Linked DNA regions of Homo sapiens: region 1 is linked to region 2. The links are chromatin contacts, found by Hi-C or POLR2A ChIA-PET in ENCODE. All regions are on one chromosome and are shown on one strand. Each heading gives the region's core, a stretch centred on a gene start or an enhancer-like site at or near the end of the contact. The rest is flanking DNA. Distances are from core to core; before and after follow the strand shown. Region 1 has its middle 21 kb from the start of ZSCAN16. Region 2 holds the start of H2AC11 (H2A clustered histone 11).

Region 1 (7,143 bases), core at 845-3,344, 970 kb before region 2:
TCATTTTTATAGCTGCATAGTATTCCATGGTGTATATGTGCCACATTTTCTTAATCCAGTCTATCATTGTTGGACATTTGGGTTGGTTCCAAGTCTTTGCTATTGTGAATAATGCCGCAATAAACATATGTGTGCATGTGTCTTTACAGCAGCATGATTTATAGTCCTTTGGGTATATACCCAGTAATGGGATCACTGGGTCAAATGGTATTTCTAGTTCTAGATCCCTGAGGAATCGCCACACTGACTTCCACAATGGTTGAACTAGTTTACAGTCCCACCAACAGTGTAAAAGTGTTCCTATTTCTCCACATCCTCTCCAGCACCTGTTGTTTCCTGACTTTTTAATGATTGCCATTCTAACTGGTGTGAGATGGTATCTCATTGTGGTTTTGATTTGCATTTCTCTGATGGCCAGTGATGGTGTGATGCTGATCTTTCAAAGCAGAATTAGGACTGGGCAAGGATGGTGATACAATAATTTAAGATTGATGGACACATTCATTAAGATGAAGGTTTTGAGGTGAGGGTTTCAAAAAGTCTGGATACTAATTATTGAAAGTTGAAGAATTTGATGTTCATTTAAATAGATTTTTTGAGGGGGAAGTTCTTGAAACAAAAATAATTATTTGCAATTTTTATCTCCTACAGCAATAATGTCCTGGAATAGTAAAGTCATGTTGATAAAGACAGTGGAATAGTAGTATCACATTAGCAAAGACAGTTGAATAGTAAAATTATGTTAACATAGGTAGGGGGCTGTGTGCGTAACTGATTTAGGCAGGGCCTATCTGTTACCCAGGATTAACATGGTGGGCAGTGGTGAAGGGCATGGGCTGAGGATTCCAAAAGCCCTGGGCTCGAATGTTGTCACATTCTCTTATGTGTAGTGGCTTAATCTCTAAATTTTTATTCCTTTTCTGCCGTTAAAAACAAGCTTCTAATTTTGTTTGTAACTTTTTATTTTGAACTAATTTTAAACTTACAGAAAATTTCCAAAAAGGTATAGAACAGTCCCTATATCCTTCACCCAGCTTCCTATTATATTAAAATCTTACATAACCATAGCACAATTGCAAGGCCAAAAAATAGTATTGGTACAATGTGATTAAACCACAGACCTGATAATATAGGGTTTTTTTTTTAAGAAAAATTACAAAAAGCATTAGATGCAGTGCCTGGAAAGCATTAGACTCAGTGCCTAGCACTTAGTAAGACCTCAGTAAAGGATTGCAGTTATCTTTATGACCTGGTCATCGAGGGGCTGGCAGGGGAGACCACACCTGGTGCTCAGGGACACTTCTCTGTTTTTTGGCACACAACTTAGGACCACGCAATAAGGCCCTCTACTGCCTTCTCTGTGCTTAGCTTCTGTTACCCAATCGGCATCTTTGAAAGACATCTTCACTTCCTGGGCTCTAAGGATTAATTCAGGGACTTCTGGAGCAGGTTTGGAGAAAGGCTGTTTCAGGAATCATTCAAGATAAAGGACATGGAAGCGGGTTCTACAGGTTGCCTTCCACTAGTTTAGATCTTTGAAAGAATAAGGCAAAATACAGTGTTAACCAACCAGACTACAAACACTTTCCCTGTTTATTCTGTAACATAAACGAAATGGCAGATCATCAGTGGACAACCATAACGAGCCTCGGACTCGGGAAGATCTGGCTATGTTCCTTAAGCCATCAGGGCCTGACAGATCACAAAAAACTTCCAATAGTCGGCGGTCACGTTGGAGAAAAGGGTGGTCCGCATAGACCGACCAGGTCGGCATCTGTGAACCAGAGTCGGACTTCGCAACGTCTGGGGAAACGTCCGGCCCGCGTGGGGGAGCTGGGCTCCGGTTGGCTAGGGCAACCCCGCGGTGCCAGGGCCGGGACACCCACCAGTCTGCCCCGTGCAGTGTCTCGGACGGCGCTTCCAGCGCGGGGCTAAGCAAGGACGGGGCTCCTCCCGCCCGCACCTGGCTGAGCTGGGGGACTCGGGCGGCGGCGTCCTGCTCTCTTCCTGCCAGTCTTACTACCTGGGCTGGGTGGCAGCTCCAGCCCAGCTCTAACTAGCTCCTCTGCGCCCTGCCTGGCCGCTGGCGGAAGTGCGTCTGCGAACCCCTTCCGGCCTTGCGCCCCAGCTTCCAGCGGCTTCAGAGAGGTGTGCAGCGTGTGGGGTCCCCAGTGCGCGCCGCGGAGTCTCCAAATGGGGTCACTTGGGCATGGGGTTTTGTTTCACAACTTGTCTCATCCGAAAGAAAGGGTTTGAGTTCCAGCTTCGCAGCGTTGAGTCCGTCAGTCCTCCCCGCTCAGGTCGGCAGGCGGGAACCTCCCCAGACTTCATTTCTGTCCACCGACCTGGAGTTTCAGTTTTCTCACAAAAGTACACTTTTCCCAATCACTGTAACCATAAATGGCTCAAAATAAAAATGAATTTTTTCTTGACTCTGGAAAACAAATGTAGAAAGAATCAGAATTGTTTCAAACAAAAAGTCATAAAAGATAAATGCAGTCCTCTATTAGGTTAGGCCCATGTTATTAATTCTTGTTCTGCTTGATGTTGGGTTAGTAATCTTCATGAATCCATCAGTTTTTTTTTTTTTAAGAGTTCTGGAAGTTTTTAGCTAGTCCAGTGGTGTGATTTCCAAAGTTATCAGAAACCTGCATTCAAGAGTACTTGGCAGTGTCCTTTCCATGAATTTCCTTTAAGGAAAATAAAATTTTAGACTGTAGCGAATTGTAAATCACTTTTTGAGAAGTAAAGTAAGACAATAATTGTCTGTGGATGGCAAAAGGCTTAGAGTAGCCATGGTTAAACACACAATTAACAAGAAAATCTGGTTATTTCTGTAGCCTACAAAATTTGCCATAATCATAATTATGACTGATAACATATACCAAGACACATCAGAATTTAGGAATATACAATTTCGGAACACATGTTAATAACACATTTATACAAATGTGACTGAAAGTTTTGGGTTTTTTTTTTTTTTGCCTTTTCCCACATCTTCTAATCAACAAAAGTTAAATGCCATTTCTTATTTGACAGTGTTTCCTGTGTGATTTTAACCAAATAAGCCTAATATGTCTCTCTTGGACTATCAGGCATTCCTTATAGAAAATACTTAATTTTAGAATTTGAAATTTGATTTTGGGAATTATGTCAAATATCAAAGTCTTAAAACCTTTGATATCAAAACTAAGATCACAGGTCATAATAATCATTTATTTAGCCAAAGTGATAATTGAAATATTTCAAAAAGCGTAAACCTTTACTCTTTGAAAGAGAGGAGATTCAGTTTTTCAAACAAGAATCTGTCTCTCTCTCTCCTTTTTAAATTTTTAACAGTTTATTCAAAAGATGAACACTAGTCTTATATCTCTTATTAATACTATATTGTTCAAGCAAGAAAATAAAATTCTACTTTGTATCAGTGCATTGTTAATATTAAACCTAATTTTAATAATACCTTATAAACAGATCCATCTATTCTCATCAGCTTTGACCATGCAAGATAAGATTTCCACAAACTTTGTATAACCTTTTACAATTTTTCCTATTCTCTTTCCCCAAATTCCTGCATCCACTCAGTTTATTATTCTTTTTAATCCTTTCACTTTAAAGCAACCATTTTTTAAAAAATTTTACTTTAAATTCCGGGATACAAGTGCAGAACATGTAGGTTTGTTACAAAGATGTGTGTGTGTCACGGTGGTTTGCGGCACCTATCAACTCGTCATCTAGGTTTTAGGCCCGCATGCATTAGCTATTTGTCCAAATGCTATCCCTCCCCTTGCCCCCATCCCCTGACAAGCCCCCATGTGTAATGCTCTCCTCTGTGTCCATGTGTTCTCATTGTTCAACTCCCACTTCTGAGTGAGAACATGCAGTATTTGTTTTTCTGTTCCTGTGTTAGTTTGCTGAAGATGATGGCTTCCAGCTTCATCCATGTCCCTGCATAAAGGACATGATCTCATTTCTTTTCATGGCTGCATAGTATTCCACTGTATCTATGTGCCACATTTTCTTTATCCAGTCTATCATTGATGAGCATTTGGGTTGGTTCCATGTCTTTGCTATTGTAAATAGTGTTGCAATAGACAGATGTGTGCATGTGTCCTTATAGTAGAATGATTTATATTCCTTTGGGTATATACCCAGTAATGGGATTGCTGGGTCAATAAGTATTTCTGGTTCTGGATATTTGAAGAATCACCACACTGTCTTCCACAGCAGTTGAACTAATTTACCTTCCCACGTGTAAAAAGCGTTCCTATTTCTCTACAGCCTCGCCAGCATCTGTTGTTTCTTGACTTTTTAATAATCGCCATTTTGACTGGCATGAAATGCTATCTCATTGTGGTTTTGATTTGCATTTCTCTAATGATTAGTGATGTTGAACCTTTTTGTCTTATGTTTGTTGGCCACATAAATGTCTTCTTTTGAGAAGTGTCTGTTCATATCCTTCGCCCACTTTTTGATGGGGTTGTTTTTTCCTTGTACATTTGTTTAACTTCCTTGTAGATTCTGGATATTAGACCTCTGTCAGATGGGTAGATTGCAGACATTTTCTCCCATTCTGTACGTTGCCTGTTCACGCTGATGATAGTTTCTTTTGCTGTGCAGAAGCTCTTTAGTTTAATTAGATCCCATTTGTCAATTTTGGCTTTCGTTGCAATTGCTTTTGGAGTTTTCATCATGAAGTCTTTGCTCATGCCTATGTCCTGAATGGTATTGCCTAGGTTTTCTTCTAGTGTTTTTATGGTTTTGGGTTTTACACTTAAGTCTTTAATCCATCTTGAGTTAATTTTTGTACAAGGTGTAAGGAAGGGGCCCAGTTTCAGTTTTCTGCATATGGCTAGCCAGTTTTCCCAGCACCATTTATTGAATAGGGAATCCTTTCCCCATTGCTTGTTTTTGTCAGGTTTGTCAAAGATCAGATGGCTGTAGATGTGTGGTGTTGTTTCTGAGGTCTCTGTGTTGTTCCATTGGTCTATATGTCTGTTTTGGTACCAGTACCATGTTGTTTTGGTTACTGTAGCCTTGTAGTATATAGTTTGAAGTCAGGTAGGCATGATACCTCCAGCTTTGTTCTTTTTGCTTAGGATTTTCTTGGTTATATGGGCTCTTTTGTGTTTCCATATTAAATTTAAAGTAGTTTTTTCTAATTCTGTGAAGAATGTCAGTGGTAGTTTGATGGGAATATCATTGAATCTATAAATCACTTTGGGCAGTATGGCCATTTTCACATATTGATTCTTTCTATCTATGAGGAGGAAATTTTTTTTTTCATTTCTTTGTGTCCTCTCTTATTTTCTTGAGCAGTGGTTTATAGTTCTCCTTGAAGAGGTCCTTCACATCCCTTGTCAGCTGTTTTCCTAGGTATTTTATTCTACTTTTAGCAATTGTGAATGGGAATTCATTCATGATTTGGCTCTCTGTCTATTATTGGTGTATAGGAATGCTTGTGATTTTTGCACATTGATTTTGTGTCTTGAGACTTTGCTGAAGTTGCTTATCTGCTTAAGGAGTTTTGGGGCTGAGATGATGGGGTTTTCTAAATATACAATCATGTCAATCTGCAAACAGAGGCAATTTGACTTCCTCTCTTTTTATTTGAATACCATTTATTTCTTTCTCTTGCCTGATTGCTCTGGTCAGAACTTCCAATACTATGTTGAATAGGAGTGGTGGGAGAGGGCATCTTTGTTTTGTGCCAGTTTTCAAAGTGAATGCTTCCAGATTTTGACCATTTAGTATGATATTGGCTGTGAGTTTGTCATAAATAGCTCTTATTATTTGCGATATATTCCATCAATACCTAGTTTATTGAGAGTTTTTAACATGAAGAGATGAATTTTATCAAAGGACTTTTCTGCATCTATTGAGATGATCATGTGCTTTTTGTCATTGGTTCTGTTTATGTGAAGGATTATGTTTATTGATTTACATATGTTGAACCAGCCTTGCATCCTAGAGATGAAGCCAACTTGATCAGAGTGGATAACCTTTTTGATGTGCTGTTGGATCTGGCTTGCCAGTATTTTATTGAGGACTTTTGCATCGATGTTAATTAGGGATGTTTGGGACTTGAACTCAGCTCTGGATCAAGTGGACCTAAGAGACATCTACAGAACTCTCTACCCCAAATTGACAGAATATACATTCTTCTTAGTGCCACATGGCACTTATTCTAAAATCGACCACATAATTGGAAGAAAAACACTCTTTAGCAAATGCAAAAGAACTGAAATAATAACAGTCTCTCAGACCACAGTGCAATCAAATTAGAACTCAGGATTAAGAAACCCACTCAAAACCACACAACTCATGGAAATTGAACAACTTTCTCCTGAATGAGGTCTGCTGTTAGTGTGATGAGCTTCCCTTTGTAGATGACCTGGCCTTTCTCTCTGGCTGCCCTTAACATTTTTTTCCTTTATTTCTACCTTGGAGAATCTGATGATTTTGTGTCTTGGGGTTGATCTTCTCGTCAGGTATCTTAGTGGTGTCCTCTGTATTTCCTGAATTTGAATGTTGGCCTGTCTTGCTAGGTTGGGGAAGTTCTCCTGGATGATATCCTGAAGTGTGTTTTCCAACTTGGTTCCAATCTTCCTATCATTTTCAGATACTCCAATCAATCGTAGGTTTGATCTTTTTACATAGTCCCATATTTCTCGGAGGTTTTGTTCATTCCTTTTCATTATTTTTCTCTAATCTTGTCTGCATGCCTTATTTCAGCAAGAGAGTCTTCAAACTTTGATATCCTTTCTTCTGCTTGTTGATTTGGCTATTGATACTTGCGTATGCTTCACAAACTTCTCATGCTGTGAGCTCCGTCAGGTCATTTATGTTTCCGTCTAAATTGGTTATTCCAGTTAGCAGCACCTGTATATTTTTATCATGTTCTTACCTTCTTTGCATTGGGTTAGAACATGCTCCTTTAGCTCAGCAGAGTTTGTTATTAGCCACCTTCTGAAGCCAACTTCTGTCAATTTGTCCATCTCATCCTCTGTCCAGTTCTGTGCCCTTACTGGAGAGGCACTGCAATCATTTGGAAGAGAAGAGGCACTCTGGCCTTTTGGGTTTTCAGCATTTTTTCATTGATTCTTTCTCATCCTCATGAATTTGTCTAGTATCGACCTTTGAGGC
Region 2 (7,621 bases), core at 2,961-5,460:
TATTTCTCTACTTGAGCTTCTCACTAATCAGAAGCCTTTTTCTGTATCTGATTTCATGAGTTTTCGCATAGCAATTAGTGACAAGGATAGCAATGAATGGTAAAAGGTGGCAGAGCATGCCATCCCAAAATATGCCATTTTGGAATAAGAATTATTCTGAGATACAGGCAATTTTAAAAAGAGTAGGTACAAGAAAGGCACTTTGACCGTTCCCTTTTACCCCCTTAAAAGCAGGAATTAAAATTCCCCTGTGGAAGATGTCCTCCCTGTACCAAAAGGAAAAGAACATTTTCATCAAGGACAGGAAGTTGAAACCAAGAGAATTCTGTCCAAGCAGATCTTAAAATAATTCTTGTTTTCCTTTAGCCTTCCTACATAGTTACATTTCCACAATTTACTCCATTCAACCTACTATAAAAGCATTTAGGTTTTGCTACTTCTTTGGGGTCTATTATTAGAGCTCCCATGTCCCATGCCACATAAAATTTATATTAAATTTATATGGTTTTCTCCTCTTAATCTTATGTCAGTTTAATTATCAGGCCAGCCATAAAAACTCTTAAGAGGACAGAGGTAAAATTTTGCCTCCCCTACAAGGATATTTGAGTTTGTCAGACTCTTTAGTTTCTGAAATTGACGGTAAATTTAGTTCTGAAATAGTAAACATACACGCAGTATAACATTTTAAAAAAATGTTATGCTAATCAGTCTGTTTTCTAACAGGATAACTGACTATCAAGATAAACTTAGTTCAAATAGAGTAACTCTGAGTTCTCACATTCTTTCACATTACAAAACAAATCTGGCAGCAAACTTTGTCAGAGGCGTTTAAACCAGAGAAACTCCATCTTGAATAGGGGCTGGGTAAAATAAGGCTGAGGCCTACTGGGCTGCATTCCCAGAGGCTTAAGGCATTTGTAGTCACAGAATAGGTCAGCACAAAGTACAGGTCACAAAGACCTTGCTAATAAAAGCATGCGGTAAAGAAGCCAGCCAAAACCTACCAAAATCAAGATGGTGAGGAAATTGACCTCTGGTTATCCTCACTGCTCATTATACACTACTTATAATGCATTAGCATGCTAAAAGACACTCCTACCAGTGCCATGACCATTTACAGATGCCATGGCAACGTCGGAAAGTTACCCTATAGGGTCTAAAAGGGGGAGGAACTCTCAGTTGGGGAATTGCCCACCCCGTTCCCAGAAAACTCATGAAGAATCCACCCCTTGTTTAGCATGTAGTCAAGAAATAACTATAAATATCCTTAGAATAGAACAAAAGAACAATTTTCTTTACTTCTCTAATAAACTTGCTTTCACTGTACTCTATGGATTTGCCTTGAATTCTTTCTTGAGAAAGACCCAAGAACTCTCTCTTGGGGTCTGGATTGGGACCCCTTTCCAGTAACAGTTACACTTGCAAAGTACATCCTGTGTCCAACCACTGTATATTTAATTGTGAAATTTATTAAATATTAATTTAAATAAGTTGAAAGACCTTTAAAGACAGGGCAATTCAAAAATGAGTAAAATTATTGGGTTACACAGTATAAAAATCCATCAAAAAGCCAAATATTTTACTATTTGGGGGGCCTCTCAAGTACCTATTTTTGCTAGATATTGTCAGCACTTGTTTCTGTTCCAAAACATCGTATTTATACTAGGATTGGAAGTAGTTATATTTTAAGAACAAGAAACAGACACAGTAAAAGGTTATGAGATGTCAGTAGACTAAGTGCTAAAGAAATTCCAGATAGGAAGAGGAGGTATCTAGAGAAAAGGAGCTGAAAAGAAATGGGGTAGGTTGACCAAATTTTAGAGCAAGAGTTTTTAACCTGAGGTCCGTACTTATATGTCACAATGCCCCTAAGGAAAAAATTCAGCAATTGGAGGGTGTTGAAGGGGAAGTCTGTGAGTTTGGGTAGTAAAATATCTATTTTTAAAAACTTAACCTTGACTGAACTTGAACATTTCACTTTATTATGAATTTAGGCCACAAATCTCAGTACCTGTTACTTTGTAACCCAAAAGACATTAGATGTTTCATTTCTCATTACAATTGCTGAGTTATCGTGAAACATTTTTACTCCTCTAATTAGTAACAGCAATTAGGCTCACCAAATCATGTAATGTGTTAACTATATTAACAATATAACTATATAGTCTCATTTATCACTATGAAGTTTTAAAAATACTTTGATAACTGTAATTTAACTTTGTTTGGCATTTTATATACTTAAAACATCATTCTGAGATTTTCCATGTTACCAGACAGCCAAAAGTGTCTACAATACACAAGAAAAATGAGTTAACGTCTTCTTAAGATTACTTCAGAGTGGGCCGGGCGTGGTGGCTTACGCCGGTAATCCCAGCACTTTGGGAGGCCGAGGCCGGTGGATCACGAGGTCAGGACATCAAGACCATCCTGGCTAACACGGTGAAACCCCGTATCTACTAAAAATACAAAAAAGTAGCTGGGCATGGTGGCAGACGCCTGTAGCCCCAGCTACTCAGGAGGCTGAGGCAGGAGAATGGCGTGAACCCGGGAGGCGGAGCTTGCAGTGAGCCGAGATAGCGCCACTGCACTCCAGCCTGGGCGACAGAGCGAGACTCCGTCTCAAAAAAAAAAAAAAAATTACATCAGAGTTCAGTGAACAGAGGGAGGAGGCACAATTGTGCAATCTTGGCATGAGTATTCCTTATTTAGCTACAACACCAAAAGTTATTTGCACTACCGTAGTAAATAACCCTCCTTTACAGAAAACTGCCAGTCTTGCTAGGAGGCCTCAGTTTGTGTCAGGAACGCCCAATACCCTGTACTTTTCTAATAGTCATAAACATTTCTAATATTTCTAATGTACATTTCTAATACTCATCAACATTTGTTGAACCATATTATAATCCTCTATATATTTTCCCTCCTATCTGTGAGGCAGACATTTTAACAGTCTGTGTGCTAACACTTTACCTCAGATTTCTTCATGGGTTTTAAGGTTTATTATTAACTATCCTGTCAAGTTCTTCTAGGTAAGCAACTTGGGATATTAGGCCTTTCCAAATGAGCCATCTTTCTTGGGCTCCAGATAACGTCATCCCAGTATTTTACTCACTTCATTTTAAAGGAATACTTTGCAACATGCAGTAGGGTGGGTAAGAGAATGCTTCACAGCTATCCATCAGGAAAGATGTGAGTCTCTGACAGAGCCTTTGCAGGGAGGTGGACTATTGTGTCACAAAGTTCTTCAGCCTCGCTCTCGTGCAGCGGCGTCACCGCCGAGCTCTCGCAGGAGCGGCAGCTTGCTGATCAGCAGCTCGGAGTTCTGGTAGCGCCGAACGTCGCGCAGGGCCACTGTGCCGGGCACGTAGCGGCGGGACTTCTTCATGCCGCCCTGGCCCGCGTGGAACAGCTGTCTGCTAAATTCTAGCCCGGGCGATAACTCTTTTGGGCCAAAGTGCTTCAAGAACTCACGAAGCCACTGGTGCTCTGTGGACACACACTGATTAAGTTTAAAATTAAGTAATGGCCTAAGAGATTTGTTCACATCTTAACTTTTAAGCGTGGTAAAATCTGGACCACCTTCCCTCTAGTTTTTCTTTTAAATCTGCGGTGTTCGCTACACTGTTTTCAAAAAGATGGGTAATTTATGACTAGAGTCTTGTCCATGTCTCACTTTCTTTCACATGGAATAAATGTTAAGTTCTTTTAGAGAAGACGTGGGTGGCCCTGAAAAGAGCCGTTGGTTTGGACTCGATTTTACTTGAGCTGCCACAAACTAGTACAGATAGTTACTTGCCCTTCGCCTTGTGGTGGCTCTCAGTCTTTTTGGGCAGTAGCACGGCCTGAATGTTGGGCAGGACACCGCCCTGTGCGATGGTGACTTTGCCCAGCAGCTTGTTGAGCTCCTCGTCGTTGCGGATGGCCAGTTGGAGATGACGCGGGATGATGCGGGTCTTCTTGTTGTCGCGGGCCGCGTTGCCCGCCAGTTCCAGGATCTCGGCGGTCAGGTACTCCAGCACCGCTGCCAGATACACCGGCGCGCCGGCCCCGACCCGCTCGGCATAGTTGCCTTTGCGGAGCAGGCGGTGCACTCGGCCCACGGGGAACTGGAGACCGGCCCTAGAAGAGCGAGTCTTGGCCTTAGCGCGGGCTTTGCCTCCCTGCTTGCCACGTCCAGACATAGCGAGCGCAACTCACTACGAGCAACCACAAAGTGAACGGGAAAGGCGGCGCTTTTTATAAACACTATTGGGCGCGAAAAAGAAGACGTGTTGTTGGTTAGGGCTGCAGTTTAATTTCAACCAATAGTAGTGCGTCTTCTGGATTTGCGAATCCTGATTGGGCAGACCTGACCTCTGACGTTACCCTGAATAACTACCAATCAGACACAAGACTTCAACTCTTCACCTTATTTGCATAAGCGATTCTATATAAAAGCGCCTTGTCATACCCTGCTCACGCTGTTTTTCCTTTTCGTTGGCGCTTTATAGCTACACAGTGCTATGCCAGAGCCAGCGAAGTCTGCTCCCGCCCCGAAAAAGGGCTCCAAGAAGGCGGTGACTAAGGCGCAGAAGAAAGACGGCAAGAAGCGCAAGCGCAGCCGCAAGGAGAGCTATTCCATCTATGTGTACAAGGTTCTGAAGCAGGTCCACCCTGACACCGGCATTTCGTCCAAGGCCATGGGCATCATGAATTCGTTTGTGAACGACATTTTCGAGCGCATCGCAGGTGAGGCTTCCCGCCTGGCGCATTACAACAAGCGCTCGACCATCACCTCCAGGGAGATCCAGACGGCCGTGCGCCTGCTGCTGCCTGGGGAGTTGGCCAAGCACGCCGTGTCCGAGGGTACTAAGGCCGTCACCAAGTACACCAGCGCTAAGTAAACAGTGAGTTGGTTGCAAACTCTCAACCCTAACGGCTCTTTTAAGAGCCACCCATGTTCTCAAAGAAAGAGCTGGTGCTTGTATTCCTCCTCTGCTGGCCACTGACAAACCCTTGTAACTTGCTACTGTGTTTTTTGGTCTGAAGTAGAGCAGTTATTTAACTAATCCTTAGTGACTTTTTTTTTTTAGATCTGCCATTCTAATCTTAGAGTTAAGTAAGGAGATGGGAAATTTTCTATTATAAGTTCGAAACCAATTAAAATACGTTAGAAACCAATTAAAATACTCGTCGGTCCCCCGTCGGTTAGTGATTTGGAACAGTGCCAAGTTGCAGCGGTTGTCAGTTTGAATTTGCCCGGGCAACGCCCGCCCTTCCTCTGCATCCTGATTGGTTGTTGTATCCAGGAAGTCCACGGTCGGCTTGGGTGCGCCAAAGGAATCCAAACCCCGCCTTTATTTGGCCTTCCTTACAAACTCAGTAAACTGTCAGTTTCTCATTCTTTAGTATTTTATCGCTTTCGGGAAGGAGATTTATTTCTAATTAGTTTTCGTTGGATAGAGCGTTTTTTTTTTTAAAGGGACCCTTTATGGCAACATAATCAGTTTTTTTTTTTTTGAGAAGGAGACTTCCTCTGTCGCCCAGACTGGAGTGCGGTGGCGCGATCTCAGCTCACTGCAGCCTCCGCCTCCCGGGTTCCAGCGATTCTCCTGCTTCACCCTTCCGTGTAGCTGGGATTACAGGCATGCGCCACCATGCCCGGATAATTTTTGTATTTTTAGTAGAGATGGGGTTTCACCATGTTGGCTAGGCTGGTCTCGAACTGACTTCAGGTGATCCACTAGCCTCAGCCTTAAAGTGCTAGGATTACAGGCATGAGCCATCAAGCCCGGCTACAACGGAATTTGAATGCTGTAGTTTTCAGCCTGAGAAAGATCAATGCTTTATTTCTGATTAGAATACTATTTTCCCTTTATGGTATATCTATATAAGCAAAGGCATTAGAAGCCTAAACAGGACAATTCGGGGCGTAATGAAGGCAGAAAGCTTGAGGACATTTATCCCAGACTCTTTTCTGAAACAAGTCAATTTCAATTTTAAAACTCCTTTCGTTAGTATTTTAAATACTGTTTTTGACTTTGCCTAGAAGAAGTGAGGAAAAACAAGTTCCCCCTTATTCAGGTTGTCACAAATGAGAACCAGTCACCCAACAAACGATGTTGCTCTAGGTTGTAACTTCAGTCATGTGTCTCTTAGGTAAAAATCCAAGGTCTATAAAGCATTTGGAAGCTCCCACTATGACTAGGTTTTGGTTTCAAAGGTAGTAATTGTATATAAACTTGAGTTACTATCTAGTTTATTTAAAATGGATCTAAATTTAGCACAGTAATAACATCTAAAACAATTAGTATTTTTGTTAAATCCACTATCAAATACACACGTTTCCCTTGTTGACTCAAGTCCTGTTTTTTTCAAAGCCCAGTTAAATATTGCCTGCTTTATGAAATTTCTTCTGTTTTTTTAGCTTTTTCTCGGACACTTGTCCAGCCTTTGAAAACTGTCTGTAGAGTTTCTAAAATATGTATCTCTCTGAATTGCTATCTGGTTTGTTGTATATATTTCTATGTAGAAAATATACACTCAAGTTCTTTTCCTTCACCATAATCATCCCGTACTAAGGATAACTGAACTGTTATCAATTCTGTGAATAAACAGAACTTAAATTACTTTTATGACATTATTGTTATGTTACATGGGCCTCTGACCCTCTCTATTAATCCAAATAGTCAGATGATAATTTCCAAGCTAAATAACTTGCTTCTTTGTCTTACAGGATATAGAAATCAGAATAAAAAGCAGGGTTTGTAAGAAAAGGAGGATTGCGACTGACTCATGGGTATATTGTCCAGCCACAGGTGAAAATTTGTAAAGGCTAGGTTTTCGAAAACTATACAAAGTTAAGTTGAAAAGAACCCAGCTAATTCTCCTGTTACTCAGAAGACTAAACTGCCTAAGGGGTAATGAAACAAATGATCACCTTATGGGTTATTTTCATCTTGCTGGTGTCCCCTTAATAAGGACAAAGAGTTAATACTTTGCTTGAAAAACTGAATGGGACTGGGCGGGGTGGCTCACGCCTGTAATCCCAGAACTTTGGGAGGCCAAGGCTGGTAGATCACTTGAGGTCAGGAGATCGAGAGCAGCCCCTGCCCCTGGGGGATGGTGAAACCCCGTCCCTACTAAAAATACAAAAATTAGCCTGATGTGCTGGTGGGACCCTGTAATCCCAGCTATTCGGGAGGCTGAGGCAGGAGAATCACTTGACCCCAGGAGGCATAGGTTGCAGTGAGCCGAGATCGTGTCAGTGCATTCCAGCCTGGGCAACAGAGGGGACTCCGTCTCAAAAAAAAAAAAAAAAAAAGAAGAAAAACTGAATGCTGCAAGTTCAACCCATTACTAACCAGTTCCTGAAGAATTGGCTTTTTTCCCTTTTTTTTCCTCTGGCTTTTTCCTTCATTTTAAAAAGGGGGATGTAACAGTGCCTCTTGAGCAAATAGTTTTGGTATACTTAGAACAATGTCCTGTACATAGTAAGCATTCAATATATGTTGGCTAATACTACTGATGCCGGTTGTAACAGTAGTATTAGAAACCGTAACTCAAGTATGTCCATAAATGGCAATAGGGAAAAGAATTGCTGCCACTCAGCACAATTTGGAGTATTGAATGTCATTGTTTA

Evidence for each region. Hi-C counts contacts between places; a loop is a spot of excess contacts on that map. ChIA-PET counts read pairs that join two places held with the same protein, here RNA polymerase II (POLR2A). Pooled maps may share reads with other maps.
Region 1: a pooled map shows a loop between it and region 2 (2.9-fold over the local background). The contact joins the enhancer-like site here to the promoter of H2AC11 in region 2. A Hi-C loop is called at or near these places in 3 of 50 pooled maps. POLR2A ChIA-PET finds 5 or more read pairs at or near these places in 3 of 52 experiments (T-cell, activated B cell and endothelial cell of umbilical vein).

What each region holds. Positions count from the first base shown.
Region 1 is chr6:28,099,727-28,106,869 of GRCh38, reverse strand. No RefSeq gene overlaps it. Among named protein-coding and RNA genes, the nearest start is that of ZSCAN16, 21 kb to the left of the region's middle. RefSeq lists an enhancer at 1,152-1,291. Within about 2 kb of position 2,094, at least 36 of the 41 ENCODE cell types and tissues checked have a DNase peak (open chromatin) inside an H3K27ac peak, as active enhancers do.
Region 2 is chr6:27,129,632-27,137,252 of GRCh38, reverse strand. It overlaps H2AC11 (H2A clustered histone 11), which reads right to left and starts at 4,210. Exons shown (of 1, transcript NM_021064.5): 1 at 3,718-4,210. The coding sequence starts at 4,181. The coding sequence ends at 3,789. It overlaps H2BC11 (H2B clustered histone 11), which reads left to right and starts at 4,458. Exons shown (of 1, transcript NM_021058.4): 1 at 4,458-4,937. The coding sequence starts at 4,503. The coding sequence ends at 4,883. RefSeq lists enhancers at 3,528-4,043, 3,739-4,078, 4,044-4,557, 4,689-4,758, 4,769-4,838 and 1 more.